2 separate regions of the Homo sapiens genome follow, and region 2 is linked to region 1. Evidence: read pairs that join two places in POLR2A ChIA-PET (ENCODE). Cell type or tissue: OCI-LY7. All regions are shown on one strand. Each heading gives the region's core, and the rest is flanking DNA. Links, peaks and the distances in the headings are about the cores only.

The links. ChIA-PET counts read pairs that join two places held together with the same protein. Peaks named below come from ENCODE experiments on the same cell type or tissue, not always from the same donor. Only the 100,000 strongest peaks of a DNase experiment are listed, where the experiment ranks them.
Region 2: POLR2A ChIA-PET joins it to region 1 with 11 read pairs; 2 of 35 experiments call an interaction of 5 or more read pairs at or near these places.

The regions. Positions count from the first base shown.
Region 1 is chr1:230,955,775-230,963,653 of GRCh38, reverse strand. It overlaps TTC13 (tetratricopeptide repeat domain 13), which reads left to right. Exons shown (of 23, transcript NM_024525.5): 2 at 2,351-2,445; 3 at 5,355-5,430. Among named protein-coding and RNA genes, the nearest start is that of TTC13, 19 kb to the left of the region's middle. In OCI-LY7, for the core only: no CTCF peak of the experiment used is centred there; no DNase peak of the experiment used is centred there.
Region 2 is chr1:231,212,056-231,219,934 of GRCh38, reverse strand. It overlaps TRIM67 (tripartite motif containing 67), which reads right to left. Exons shown (of 10, transcript NM_001004342.5): 9 at 5,958-6,120; 10 at 1-4,560. The coding sequence ends at 4,495. Among named protein-coding and RNA genes, the nearest start is that of FSAF1, 25 kb to the left of the region's middle. RefSeq lists enhancers at 2,259-2,758, 4,450-4,559, 4,473-4,974 and a silencer at 3,290-3,349. In OCI-LY7, for the core only: no CTCF peak of the experiment used is centred there; DNase peaks (open chromatin) are centred at 4,394 and 4,794; H3K4me3 peaks cover 1,188 bases; H3K27ac peaks cover 779 bases.

The sequences.
Region 1 (7,879 bases), core at 1,893-6,892:
TTATTTATTTATTTATTTTGAGACAGGGTCTTACTCTGTCATCCAGACTGGAGTGCAGTGGTATGATCATGGTTCACTGCAGCTTCCACCTCCTGGACTCAGGTGATCTTCCCACCTTAGCCTCTGGGTAGCTGGGACTACAGGCATGTACTACCACACCCAGCTAATTTTTTCTTTTGTAGAGATGGTGTTTTGCCACGATGCCCAGGTTGGTCTCAAACTCCTGGGCTCAAGGGATTGGCCTGCCTCAGCCTCCCAAAGTCCTGGGATTGCAGGTGTGAGTCACCGCACCCAGCCTCCATCCATTCTTTTAAACCCTGCTTATGCCTTGTGAAATTTAACATTGCAGCTTCAGTAATGGTTCACCACCCCAGGGCTTCTTCACCATATCATGTCTTGTTTCTTATTGTTAAGATATACAACACGTGAGAATTTAGCTAAATTATATGTTCTTTGAGGACACAGACTGATTTTGATATTATAATTTATTCTCTCCCTCAGATGGTTCCTTGAACATAATTTAATGCTCTTTAATGACTGCTGAATTAGAACATATCTTTTTTTGCAATAATCTATCAAGGTGAAATGTTTTAATATAAAATTAACCATTTTAGAGCAAACAGTTCAGTGGCATTCACCATGTGCAACCACCCCAAGTTGTTTTCAACACTCCAAAATAAAACCCCTTACTCATTAAGCAGTTTCTCCCTAGTCCCTCCTTCCCCTATCCCCGGCAATCACCAATCTGCATTTTGTCTCTATGGATTCACCTATTCTGGACATTTCATATAGATGGAGTCATATGATAAGTGACCCTTTGTGTCTGGCTTCTTCCATTTAGCATAATGTTTTGGAAGTTCTTCCACGTTGCAGTGTGTATCAGTAGTTCATTTTTTTATGGTCGAATAGTATTCTACTCTGTATACACCAAAATTTGTTTATTCATTCATCTGTTGATGGACACTTGGACCATTTCTCCCTTTTGGCTACTGTGATTAGCGCTACTATGAACATGTATATACAATACTTGTTTGAGTCCCTTTTCAATTTTGGGGGTATATACCTAGGAGAAGAATTGCTGCATCATATGGAAATTCTGATTCGCTTTTTAAGGAACTATTTTCCATAACTGGTGTACCATTTTACACTCCCACCAGCAATGCACAAGGGTTCCAATTTTTCTACATTCTTGCTACTGCTTGTTGTTTTCTGCTTTTTGGTTATAGCCATCCTAGTGTGTGTGTGTGAAGAGGTACCTTATTGTGGTTTGATTTACATTTCCCTAAGTAGTAATTAGTAATGATGTTGAGCAACTTTTCATGTGCTCAATGCCTATACAGGTCCTTTGCCTGTTTTTAAAATTGTGTTGTTTTAGTTGGGTTGTAAGAGCTATTTATATATTTTGCATACTGGACTCATAGTGTGTATCATTTTTTTTTTTTTGAGTCAGAGTTTTGCTCTTGTTGCCCAGGCTGGAGTGCAATGGCACAGTCTCGGCTCACGGCAACCTCTGCCTCCCGGGTTCAAGCGATTCTCCTGCCTCAGCCTCCCAAGTAGCTGGGATTACAGGCACCTGCCACCACGCCTGGCTAATTTTTGTATTTTAGTAGACACAGGGTTTTGCCATGTTGGCCAGGCTGGTCTCGAACTCGTGACCTTAGGTGATCCGCCCACCTTGACCTCCCAAAGTGCTGGGATTACAGGTGTGAGCCACCACGCCTGGCCTAGGGTGTATCTTTTAACATTTAAGTCTCACTGGTTTGGCTTATTCTCCTTTTGTGATTTTTTTTAATCTATGGTAAATGCTGCCCCATAGATTGTTCGACTGAAGGATCTCAACAACAATATTAGTTCCACATGTGTCCTGAGACAAGCATTGTACTAGTACTCTTTCTACCCTGTTGCCTTTAGATAAGTTACAACCTATTTAAACCTCATTTAACCATCCAGGAAGCTCACTGGCTTTGCTCATTTGAGAATGGTGGTGAGGAACATCACTAATGGTTGTGCAAGATACTTGCAAACCGTAAAACATTACCCTATTATAAAGGTAGGATACAGGTTGCTACTTCTATTTTTTGTTTTCTAGAGACAGGGTCTCACTGTTTGAGACCCAGCCTGGTTGGTTTGCTGTTGCCCAGGCTGGTCTTGAACTCCTTGCCTCAAGCGAGCCTCCTGAGTTGCTGGGATTACAGGTGTGAGGCACTGTGCCCAGCTGGTTGCCACTTTTAGTGTTATTCACACCTGTTCTTATTTTGGTTCTGTGGAGTCTAAAAATTCTAATTCATAGTTAAGCACCTAAGAGCATAAATTAAGGTGTAGAGAATAACAAAGAATGCTTGCCTTTCAGAGTCATCCTTTTTGAACTTCCATGACTCAGACTGCGAACCCAAGGGATCATCACCCTGTGACTCCTTGCTTTCCCTCAACACTGAGAAGATTCTGGTATGCATCTTCTCTCTGTGTTCTGTTTTTGTAACCTGAAGCCCAGTGATACTAGTTCCAAAAAGTGGAAGTCGCCTCTGTCAACTAGAAGTTGGGCCTCGTTGAGTCTACATGCATAGGATAAAGATAGGTCGTCTGGTATTTTGCCACATTGAATTATGACTTATGAATTGGATGGTTGATTATTCTGGACATAGAACTTTTAATTTGCAAGTGTCAAGAAATAAAGGGACATTATAGTTAAACCTTATTTCTAGCAGCCTTGTGTATTTGTAGGTATAGTAGACTCTTATTTTTCCAACCTTTGCATATGTGGGTATCTTTTGTATCTATGTTTTCTATCAGTACCAACTAAACTATACCGTGGACCTCTCCATTTCAGGGGTGAATACTTGACAGTAGCTAATGTTTGCGTCTGCCTATCCATGTTAGTGCATCTCCTCCTCCAGCCTGGCTGCCTCAAGAGGGATGGGTCTTCTTTTTGTTCACACTTAACTCTATGAAGCTGATTGTTCTTTCCGTGTCCAAGTTTAATGTATTTTTTCTCCAGGCCTTTTCCTTCAACATCTGCATAGATACTCTTTGCATCTTCGGTTTAAAATTTCCTTTTAAGATACTCTTTTTTTTTTTTTTCAAACAAAGCCTTGCCTTTTCATGTGAGAACTACTGAAGATGGATTGAAACTGCAAACTAGAGAATGATCGTCTGCTTTTACCTAACTCGCTGCATAGTAATCAACTTGATATATGGAAAACTCTCGAATTAGACTTGCCCAAAATCAGAAGGGGCTGTCTTGTAAAGCAGTGAGTTGGTCATCTCTGAAAGTGTTTAAGTAGAAGTTGGATAATCCCATCTTGTATAGGCAGTTAGATTCTTAGAGTTATGAAAGTCTTCTTACTGAGAGTAGTTAAAATATGTTCTACTAGTTGCATTTCCAGTTTAAGCTAGTGCTAGCTAGTGACCTATGGGAGAAAGCTCGTTAGTCTTGGCCTTTCCTCTTCCCAAGGTTGAAATATGGGACTTAGACTATTCATTTATTGATCCATTCTCCAGATATTTATTTGGCACCTATTACATGCCAGGCATTGCACTAGGTGATTATTAGGAATACAGCAATAAGCCAGATAGTGTTGGTCTCTGCATTATGTACCAGGCATTGTACTAGGTGAGTGTTAGGAATACAGCAGCAAGCCAGATAGCGTTGGTCTCTGCACCATGACTTTTATACTCATCAACCAAATCATTATGCAAATAAACATAAAAGTGTGATTGTACACATCATATGAAGGAATAGCAAAGGGTCAACATAAACTCCCTTTATTTAGGGGTATCAGGCAATACAGCTTTCAGGAACTGAAGTGTAAGCAGGGATGAGAAAGTTGGATTGAAATTAGTCTACTAGTGATGTTGAGCTGTGTGTTCAAACTTACTTGAGCATAGCTTCTCAACTCTGTCCAGAGGAGATACTATAGATGCAGTATTAGAAATAGGAAAGGGTCTTTTTCATCAAGAATTTGATTTGTTGTTTGGCTGGGTGCAGTGGCTCACGCCTGTAATCCCAGCACTTTGGGAGGCCAAGGCGGGTGGATCACCTGAGGTCAGGAGTTCAAGACCAGCCTCACCAACATGGAGAAACCCCGTCTCTACTAAAAAATACAAAATTAGCAGGGGTGGTGGCGCATGCCTGTAATCCCAGCTACTTGGGAGGCTGAGGCAGGAGAATCGCTTGAACCCAGGCGGCGGAGGTTGTGGTGAGCCGAGATCGTGCCATTGCACTCAAGCCTGGGCAAAAAGAGAGAAACTTTGTCTCAAAAAAAAAAAAAGAATTTGATTTGTTTGTACTGTACTTCTCCTGCCCACTTTCTAGTGAATACAAACAACTTAAAATCAGATATATTCTTCAGTGTACTCTTGAGGTTGCTTAGTAAATGATTTCTTCTTTTTGTAGAATTTCATTTCTGTCCTCGTCCCTATATCTTTTTGCAGAAAGGCTTGGCAAATGGTAGACTCTCCTCAAATATGAAATAAAGCAATATTTACAGACTCTTTTTCTTGCCTCTAAGCAATTTACTTGCTTTTTTTCCCAGCTTCACTGAGGTGTAATTGACAAATAAAAATTATATATTTACAATGTACAATGTGATTTTATATACATATATGTTGTGAAATGGTTGCCACAATCAAGCCATCTAAGCAATTATTTATTTATTTTTGAGACAGAGTCTCACTGTTTTGCCCAGGCTGGGGGTACAGTGGCACAATCAGGGCTCCCTGCAGCCTCGACCTCCCGGGCTCAAGCCATCCTCCTGCCTCAGCCCCAACCAAGTAGCTGGGGCTATCAGTGTACATCACCATGTCCAGCTAATTTTTTTGAACTTTAGTAGAGATGAAGTCTCACTGTGTTGCCTAGGCTGATCTCGAAATTCCGGAGCTCAAGTGATCTTCCTACCTTGGTCTCCCAAAGTGCTGGAATTAAAGGCGTGAGCCACCATGCCCCGTCTATCTAAGCAATTTATTAAGGAGAAAAATCTTTTGCATCTGTGAACTTGTCTGTAAACATTTGACAAAGAGGAAGGGCTCATGTTCTGGTCACACCCAGCTGTATATCATCAGTAACACCCTTACGCATTGTTAAATCTGCCACATCTTGAAGCTTTACCAGGTTCCAGGTGTGGAAGCTCCCAGCTGCATAGCAAAACTAGAAGGAGCTGATAAGAGTTTCCCTCTCGTCATCAAGGTTCTACTGAAAGCCATAAAGTGTAAAACATTCCCACAATAGTGGCATTTTCTTGCTTCCACTTAAATCAAATGTAGCCTTAATTTTAATTTTTTAAAATACAGATTTTAATACAAGTTTTCTTTCATTTGTGATAGCTAAAATGTATGGGTTTTTTTTTTTTTTTTCCCAGAGCCAGGCCAAGTCTATTGCAGAACAGAAGAGATTCCCGTTTGCCACTGATAATGACAGCACAAATGAAGAGTTAGGTAAGACTTGAATCTGGTAATATTCCTGTAATATTTGCCTCAAAGTTTTGGTTAGATGCATAGCAGGAAGACAGGATGGTAAGGAGTAGAGAGACTGGCTTTGCCAATTTGAGCTGTTTGATCTTGCATGGAGCATTCAGCCCTTGTGACATTCCATTTATTATATGTCAAGAGAAAAAAAAAAGGTTTGGATGGAATAATCTTTTCCAGCTCTCCATTTCTATGGAAATTAATAATTATGGTAATGAGCTCTTATGAGCTGTTTCGATTCAGTAAAAGGTTATTTGTGTGCTGTCATCAGATGTGAGCAATGAAGAAGTGAAAGCAGACTACCTACTTTTCTGTATAGTGAAATAGCTATGTTTAAGTTATTTTAACTTAAACTTTAAGTTATTTTACTCATGAGGCTAGTGAGTTATTTTTGGGCCTAAGAATGTGGGTGTAGAAAAATTGAATTCATTCGTACCTGCACGAGTCACATAGTTTGGTGTGTTCATTGCATGTTTTAAAACAGGCTGGTTTTGTCAGTGTCAGATATGCACTGGGTGTGTTTCCCTCGCTGTCTAGTGAGTTTACATTTGAAGAAGTGGAGACAAAATTGAATACAGGGCTGAGCAGTGCAACTGGGCAAACTATTGAAGCACATGTTTTCGCATGGGGCCCAGTCACCAAAGCACCTGCAGGAATTCTTCTCTATCTAATTTATGCATAATTATTTTATCCTTACCATGGTCATACACGTTTGATATTAAGACTAAGTGCTCCTTATATTGGCTTCTTTCCTGTTAGTGCAGGGTCTTGCTCTGTGGCCCAGGCTGGAGTGCAGTGGCACAATCATAGCTCACTACAGCCTTAAACTAGGCTCGAATGATCTTCTTCCCTAGGACTCCTGAGTAGGTAGGATTACAGGTGCACACCACCGTGCCTGGCTAATTTTTTAAAATTGTTTTGTAGAGACCAGTACTCACCATGTTGCCCAGGCTGGTATCAAACTCTTGGGCTCTAGGAATCCTCCTGCCTTGGCCTCCCAGGGTGCTATTTTGAAAATGCTAATTACTTTATGGTGATATTCTTTGAGGAGGCTTTGAGGACTGCCCTTTAAGGCATCAGATCTGGTCTTTTCTGAAGTCCTTGGATTCTACTTAGAGTAGTATTTATTTATTGAATAATGAGTTCAGAGCCTGATATGCCAGGTCTGTTTTGTTCTCCAAGAATAATCCTAGTAGACCCTGGGGTAGTGTAGGCCCTGAGCTGGCCTATGATCTTTTGTATCCAGTATTTTTTCTTGAAAAAAATGACATCTGTGAACATATACATTGCTCGGAGATGTGGGGTTGCTGGTGAGTAGAGATTTCTGAGAGAAGTCCAGTTATACCAGCTTTTCCTTTAAGTCTTTAGACTCCTACAACAAAATTTAGATCCTAATATTTGTATTTGCACAAGATTTGGGTTATGATTATTCTTTTATGAATGGATACTTCTGCGTTTTTTTCACAAAATGTTGAGCTTTAGGTGGAGGGATTTGAAAACTGCATTTGATTTTAAGTGGAATTCAATCACTTAGATGTGGACAGCCATCTAAATATGTTCCTAAAGTACAAAATTTATCTCTAAAAATCATATTTGTTTTTATGGCTCATTGATTGATTTGTTCATTCAACAGATATTTACTGATTATGGGATAATAAATAGGAAATAAAAATTTAGATTTGAAAGGAAACTTTAAGAAAATTTTCTACAGGCTTATTAAGCAAGACCAGACAGTTATGAGAAGTGACTGAGGTCCCCACGATCACACGGCTGGTGAGTGGCAGAGCCAGAATCCGAGCTCACATCTTGGCTTTCTGATCAAATCGTCATCTTCCTGCATTCAAAAAAGTACAAGTTTATGTTTTTATCCATGTTCATCTGACCATTAAGGAATTTCAGCCCCTTGGCCATCCCTCCAGTGCACAGTGGTTTGGGAACTGACTTGAATTTTCTCAGCGTACCGGGCTGCCTGGGAGGTTAGGCTCTGGAGCCAGGCAGCTTGCTGCCTTCCTCTCACTCACTGCTTATGGTCCTTGGACAGCTAGTTTAACCACTTTCTACTTTATTTCCTTGTCTGCAAAATGGGGTTAATAATTGTACCTACCTCATTGCAGTGGAGGAGCAAATGAGTTAATACTGGTAAAGGATATTACTGTGCCTGGCACATATTAAGAATGCAATGCCTGTAGCCACTGTGATTCTTGCTGCTGTTTTTACTACTAATATTACTGCCTCCACCACCCCCACCAAAACTAAAGGTATCCTCTCGTTACCTGGAGGTTAGCTAACTGAACGGTATCTATTGTCAGCATTCTGAGCATGAATTTGGGCTTAATTTATCTTTCCAAAGAAAGTAGGGCAAAAGGGCTCTCTTTTTATTTTGAAGAATGCCCCCAGAAGTGCTTATATTATTATGGTG
Region 2 (7,879 bases), core at 1,770-6,769, 260 kb before region 1:
CGAGGGCTGAACTTGGTGTCTGATCAATACATCCTGCCCGAAACCTGCCCTCATATTTTTACAGCCTAGATATTAGGTTAAAGCTGCAGGATCCTTTGATCTTCTGGGAGGAACTGCCAAAGAATGTGGTCAACAAACACAGCTACCGGCTCACTTGCAAAAGAAAAGTCCTGAAATTTTCCAGCATCACCATCTTGAATATTTGCCAATAAGATCTGTTAGATTTTTTTAAAAACCAATTGAGGGCCACAAACCCATTAAGAAGTTCCTGTTGCTTCCAGTAAAATGTGGCCAAGGAAAACAAAGGTAACGAGTTTTGCTTTCTAGGAAGTGGGGAGCGGGCAGGGGGCATCTTCAGTGAGTGAAAATTCAAGACCCAACAGGTTGGCATCTGTTGGAGGTGGCTCACCCCATTTTCCCCTACCTGCCCCCTGAAGACACATGGAAAATCCTGGGCTTGGGTATCAAGATAAAGGCTGGCAGCTTTGTCACATACAGGCTTTCTATGGAACAAAGCAGCCGGAGCGCCACAGTCCCTCTACAGATCCATGCATGACAAACCACTGGCATAACCTGGTGGTTCTCAACTTGTGGAGGCCCCCAGGAGATACCTAGCAATGTCGACAGATACTTTTGGTTGTCACACCTAACTTGGGGGTTGCTACTGGCAGATGATGGGTAGAGACCAGGGATGTTGCTAAACATCCTACGGCATACAGAACCTATCGCAAAATGTCAGTAGAGGTTGAGAAACCCTGGCGCCACCCCACGGGCTGTGCAGCAGTGTTCTTTAGCATTCACATGTTGACTCCCCCTAAGGATTGACCCTCCCTCACTACCTCAAAGCCAGCAGGTGGCCATGGGACCAGCAGCAGCCTCCTTGACACTGAACCACCTGCCCACCGGTGCCGAAACCCGCCTTCCCAGGGGGACCAAGCCTTTCGCTTGCAATGAGAATTAAGGCTTAAATGCAAATATCCCTGGAAGAAATACACAAAGATCCTGCATTCTGATCCTTTCCTGAGAGTGCTGTGGTGGGGCGGAGGGCAGGGGCACCAAGAGGGAGAGAAAGGGCGCAAAGAGGAGGGTGGGCCTGCCCCCAGCTCTCTTGGTGAGCTCCACAGAGCCTGCCCAGGCTCAATCCGGAAAGCACCACCCTCCTCAAACTTGGTGGGCCATAGGGCACCTAGGGCGCTGTTGCAACTACAAAGTACATATCAGGCTGAAGATGCAGCCTGGAAATATATACAGTTTTATAGTGTTTAGGTCAGTTACCTTGTGGGTCAGTATTACTGGTGTCCTCTTTAATTGGAATCATTATTTTCCCAAGGAGAACAGAGAGAGGAAAAGCAGGCTTTGGGGAAATACCTTCCCCTGCTTTGAATTAGGAGCTGGGATGCTATGTATGCAGTGAGGTGCTAGTGGATATTTTCGGAAGAGATTAATTTTAAAAGGAAAAGGCATACACTTTGACCAAGCTTGCTCACTAGCAAAGAACAACTGCAGAACCACATTACAGAGGCACTATTTACAATGCAATGGAACTCGACATTTTTAAACTACTTTGAATTCCTTTTTCACTGAAACTGCTTGATAGATTTACACCAAGTTACTCCTCAGCCAGCCCAACAAAAGCCTCATCTTGATATCATTTATATGTATGTACAAATGTGCCACCATGATGTAACGTGTTATGGAATTCGATGGTGGATGAGAATTCCATGACCTGTCTGTCATTTCTACTCTGAAACCCGGGACCTTCCTGGCCATGAGGAATTGATAAGTTCCTTCTTCACTTTTCTGATCCCTCAAAAACACAAGTGTGTGGCACGGACCTGTCGTTCTCTTTGAAGTCAGAACATTGAAGGTGTTTTGTGCTGAAGACAGGAGAGGTGTCTGTGAAGGAGAGCTGGATGCTGTCCCTGGCATCGGCCGTATTGCTTCTGGGCTCCTGGAGGAGTCAGAAAAGGGAGAATCCCAGCCCCCAAGCTCAGGGTGGCAGTGGGGAGGAGGGAGTCCTGGCTGCACCTCTCTGGACTTCAGGGAACTTTTTTCTGAAAGAGGCCACCGGATTTGAGGGCATTACCCTCCTGCACTTTCCACTTCTCTCCTGACCTGGATGCTGCTCCCTCAAAGGGGTTAGGTTCAGGGTAGCCCCAGGCAACTTGTGCTCCAATGATGGGCGATTCTTCTGCAGAGCTGGGGCCACCTGGTGACCTGGGCTGTGGTGATGGTGGAGGCTCCACAGCCTTCCCCAGGGCTCCCCTGTGAGAAGCTGCTGTCACCAGGCAGCCCTGCCTAGCCCACTCTCATTCTGGGGGCAGGGTGTAGGCCTGTTTTTTTTTCAGAAGAGAGCTAGACACTTCCCAAAGCTGATGGCTTCCTTGGCCCCAGGAAAGTGGTGGCTCCTCTTCATCCTCAATCTTTAGGGATCGTCTCCATGCTCCAAGCAAAGGCCACCCAGAGCTATGGCTAAGGATGAAGCTGCAGGGATATGGGAGACAGAGGCAGAGGTGCGGGCAAGGACACAGGGTCCCAGGTCTTGTGTGTCACCACCAAGAGCTCTGGACAGGGCTCTGGGATGGGAGGAGGAGACCCAGAAACCGCTTGGTGAGATGACAAGGAAGAGGCAAGACCTAGACTTCCATGAAGCAGATAGCTCCCAGGCTCCGCAGCAGAGACTGCAACACAGCACCGAGCAGCTCCTGGAGACGGGGCAGCTGGCCTTGCCGGCCACATCTGCAGAGACAGCGGACCAAGCAGCCTTGCAGACCAAGAGCATGAGCTTTGAGGTAGGATTGTCGGGCCTGCTGAGTGGAGGGGGGGTACCTGCATGGCTCCGGCAGGCAGTTACTCAGAAAGCAGGCGCGGTGTCTGAACAGGAAGGCAGAACCAAGGACGCACAGTTGGTGCTGGTGAATGGGCGAATTTTATAAAAATCCAGTCCAGCAAATTGACAAGTCACTTCTCAGCCTCAGAAATAAAATGCTTGACAAAATATATTCTTTTTAAAAGGAGAGAGAAATGTTACTACCAGGTGGAGCTGGAGGTGGCAGGTGACTGGGAAGATGAGAGGAGGGAGGAGAGGAAGGGTTCCCTGGGAACAAGAGCCTGGCAGGCTCAAAACCCCTGCCATGAGCTGTCTCTGAGAGGTGTGGATGAATCAATGTGGATCTCAAGGGAGAAGCCTGGTGTTTCCAGAGTCCTGCCCTGGCAGGTCAGACTCGGCACACCCAGTCTCACAGTGGGAAGCTGGGAGACAAGGTACCTGATACTGCCCTTCTATTTCCTGCCTTCCCCAGAGATCCCGCCCACTGCATCAGGGCAGAGCCGTCCCGGCCTGCCACAGGGGCCACTTGTGTTCATGATGCTTTCATAATGACAATAGGGTGGACTGACTAGAACAGGCTTTCCCAGGGTCTCCCATTTTAAATGCTTATGAGTCTGAGAGTGGTTCAGCTCAGAAGAGCAATCTGGATGCATTTTCAGTTAACTTCTTGGGCTGCCAGTTTCAGAAAGGAGCCATCACCAGGCGAAGACCTATGACATAGTTGTTAAAATTCTTGTGTTTTCACGTGGATTTAAGAACTAAGAACTGAGTGAATTAATTTTAGGAGACTGTCATGCCTGTGTGTGTGTGAGAGAGAGAGAGAAGGAGGGAGGGAAAGAGAGCGAAAGAGGGAAGAAAGAGGCAGGGATGGAGGAAAGTAAGAGAGAAGGAGGAAAGGAAGAAAGAGAGAGCAAAGGAGGGAAGGAAGGAGAGAGAGAAGAAGAGAGAAAGAGAAGGAGGGAGGGAGAAGAAATGAAGGATGGAGGAAGAGAGAGAGAGAACACAATTGGCTGATTAATAAAGGAAGCCATTTTAAAAGGTTCTAACACTTCAGTGAGAGAGGCAAAAGTCAAGCATGAATGATTAATGTCCCTTTCTATCAATCCTGCATTGGGTCTGCAAGTGGCAGGTGCTACTAAAGACTCTAGGACCAAGAAGCTAAAAGATAACTTTCTCAGCATGATGAGAATCTGCAATCTCGGGACTCTGAGGAGGCAAGGTCCCCACGGAGGGCCAACACCCGGGGCGTGGGATTACAGCGCAGCTCCTGACTGCCGCTCTCAGGAGGCCAGTCTCAAAGTCTACCTTCCTCTCCCTCCAAAAAAAGACAAGCTTTGAAAACAGATGGCAGGAAACATAGACATGAAGCCCGAATGCTGACTCCCTTGAGAAAGGTCCTTCTTGGGGAGTGTTCGTAATGTCTGGGTGGAATAAGGGTGACACACGTACCTTCCTTTGCCACTGACAGTGGCAGCTGTGAGCATGGCCCGTGGACCCATTCCCTGCGTCCCCAAGAAAATGTGTTTCTATGACACTCCACGCTGCCAGGTTGCACCCATGATTTGCATATCCTGCTTTTGTGGGTTATTTGAGCTTAGTGAGAATGGTGGGCGTTTTGCCTGTGAATGTCACTGTCACAGGCACAGTGCCGAGCTGGAGCGGGGCTAATTGCCTGACAGCTTTGGCCGCCCCAGGTTAGTCGGCACTTCCAATCCTGTGTGCAGGGTGACCTGGAAAAGAAGACAGGGCAAGTGAGGGTGGGAGAGGCTGCCGCAGGGACCCTGAGGGCTCTGACAGCACCGCAGACACCGGCAGGATCCCCTGCTGGCTCCAGGGCCATCCATGCAATAGCTCAGGGCTGCTGTGGACTGTTGAATATTACGTCCCCCAGTATTCCTAATTAAAGGCTATGTTGGTTTGCACCTCTTTCCTCATAATAAGAATCACCCAGCTGACTGGTTCCTCATTTTGCCAGAGCTGCCACAGCTGGGCAAAGTAGACGCCATCACAGGAGCACGGCTCTCACGCACTGGCTCCCGTGGTTACATATTTGTGTCTACTTTCTAGCCATGACCTTCTTTCCTTTCCTATTAAACCCATTCTATTAACTGTGAGGAATTATAGCCAACCTCTTATTTTTTGGATTAAAAAAAGCTTATCTGTTCATTGGTAGAGATGGTGTCTTGTTCATTCCCCAGGCTGGTCTCAAACTTCTGGGCTCAAGCGATTCTCCTGCCATGGCCTCCCAAAGTACTGGAGTTACAGGCGTGAGCCACCATGTCAGGCCAAGCCTAAGCCTATCTTTTTTTTTTTTTTTTTTTTTTTTGAGATGAAGTCTCGCTCTATCACCCAGGCTGGAGTGCAGTGGTGCGATCTCGGCTCACTGGAAGCTCCGCCTCCCGGGTTCATGCCATTCTCCTACCTCAGCCTCCTGAGTAGCTGGGACTACAGGCACCCGCTACCATGCCCAGCTATTTTTTTTTTGTATTTTTAGTAGAGACAGGGTTTCACCGTGTTAGCCAGGATGGTCTCGATCTCCTGACCTCGTGATCCGCCTGCCTTGGCCTCCCAAAGTGCTGGGATTACAGGCGTAAGCCACCGCGCCCGGCCATAAGCCTATCTTTTAGGTTGCCACAAATCCCTTTTGCAAATGAGTAGAGGATCGAATCGATCAATCAGTGATTGATGTAGACTCCTCAATATTCAGGGCCACAAAACAGGACCTTGCTCCCCACACTCCAACTCCCCATCCCAAGGGGAGGAGGACTCTACTAAGACGAAGGATGGCACCTCCGTGTTTCTCCCTTCCTCACACCCTCCTGGGCTCTCATTCTTGTCTCTCTCTGTTTCAGGCCTCCTGAGCTACCAGCACTCCCCAGGGACTGAGCTCAGTCCTGAGGTCTGCGTCTCCAGAAGCTGCCACCTTAGGGCCCCTGGGTGTCCCAAGTGAACAGGTTAGAACGGAACGCCTCCAGGAAATGTCCAAGGCAGGCCAGTTGATAAGCTCTGTCTGGGAAGGCTCTGTGGTCAGCTTCTTTATGGCCCACTCTGCCCAAGGGCACTGCAGAGACCTGTGGCAAACAGTTGGGAGCAGCCAGACCAGGTCCGGCCCTGGGGAGGTGTGTACCTGCACGTTGCGGTTGAGGCTGAGGGCTGGCATGAAGACCCCGTCCACGTGGCTGAAGGCTGTGGGGCCCTGCTGCTGCCCGTTGATGAAGAAGGTGAGAGTGTGCTTATTCAGGTCCAGCAGCACGCCCACGGTGGCCCCCTTGCACACGCCACCTTCCGTCCTGGGAAGAGAGTCCCCAGGAAGACCATCACCACACCCAGCCTGGGATGTAGGTGATAACTCAGGAGAATTATTTACTTATTTAGAGACACGGTCTCACTCTGTCACCCAGGCTGGAGTGCAGTGACGCCATCTCGGTGCACAACAGCCTCGCCCTCCCAGGCTCAGGAGATCCTCCCACCTCAGCCTCCCGAGTAGCTGGGACTACAGGCGCATGACATGAGACCCAGCTAATTTTGTTTGTGTTTTTTGTAGAGATAGGAGTCTCACTATGTTACCCAGGCTGGTCTTGAACTCCTAGGCTCAAGCGATCTTCCCATTTTGGACTTCCAAAGTGCTGGGATTAAAGGCATGAGCCACTGTACCCGGCCAAGAAAATTATATATAGGATGCTGGGAACAACCTCACTTAAACATAGTCCCCAAGGTGGTGGTGAGGTGCTCTCCTGGGCACATGAGCCTTCTCTCACAGTGGACACACCTTGTTAACAGGCCATGATGAAGACTCCCCTAGAGGAACACCTCCAGGCTGTTCAACCCCCTCTTTCTGACAGCATCTGGGATCTGCGCACTAGAAAATTCGGGTTTTGATGAGAAGGTCCCATTTGAAACTGTGGAGCATGGAGAATGGGTAAGAAAGGCACCTTTTCCTGCCAAAGAAAATAACTGACTTGGCGCCCTTTTCTGTTTTAGGCAAGTGAGGATGCTGAGGTCGATGAAGATGTGGACATCCAGGCCTTCAGGAAATTTTGAAAGGCCCCTACTCAACATTGGCTCATCTTCCCAGAAACATCCTAGGGTCCCTCAAAAAGCAGCGTATGGCAGGCAGAAGGGTGCTGAAGTTGAAATCAAGTCCTCTGTCGCAGTCATTATCCCTCAGGTGACCAATAGCGGAACGTTGAGAATGTCCATTGTGCTCTTGATCAGTGTTGGCAACGTCGTACTTTGTAGGTGGTAAGAATTCACATCCACTCGGTGGAAGTGAATCTATAATAAAAGTAAGGAACATGCTCCCAAGGGGGGGCTTGGCTGACCACATCTTCTCCCATGGGCCGAATCCTGCAGACTCTCCTTCCCTTCCTTGAGGTGGTTTTTTGTTTTAGAGTGGCTGTTTCTCCCTGTGGCCCAGGCAGTGGTGCAATCATGGCTCACCGTTGCCTGGAACCCCTGGGCTCAACGGATCCTCCCACCTCAGCCTCCCGAATAGCTGGGACTGAAACGCCTAACCTTTTTACTCTAACTTGTTACTTTGAATTTTGTCCTGCTTGTCTCTTTAATCACCTAGCCTTGCTTCTCATGTAAATAAGACTCTCTCTAGCTGGGAAGGCTGGACAAACTCCAATTGACCTTTTAATTTACAAGACACTAAAGGCTCCTCACCTAACCCCCTTCCGTAAGGAGTTGGCCTGGGTAAACAGATCCTCAGCATTTCAAAAGAGCCCAATTAACTGATAAGGTACTAACACCAACAATGTATGAAGTTCTTAGGATTTTTCTCTAAGAGATAACAACATAAAACCTTGAGTTCGTGTCCGGCATAGACCTTATATCTAATTATAATGAAAGATTTAGAACCTTGCACCTGGTACCGTTGCTCTTCTTGTAACTATTTGTCTTTCAAGTTGTTTATCTCTCTGTAACTATTTTGCTTCTTTTGATTCTTGCATGTTTTTACTTCTGTAGAATTATTACATTTGAGTCCCCCTCCCCTTCCTAAACCTAAGTATAAAAGTTAATCGAGCTCGTTACTCGTGGCCGAGA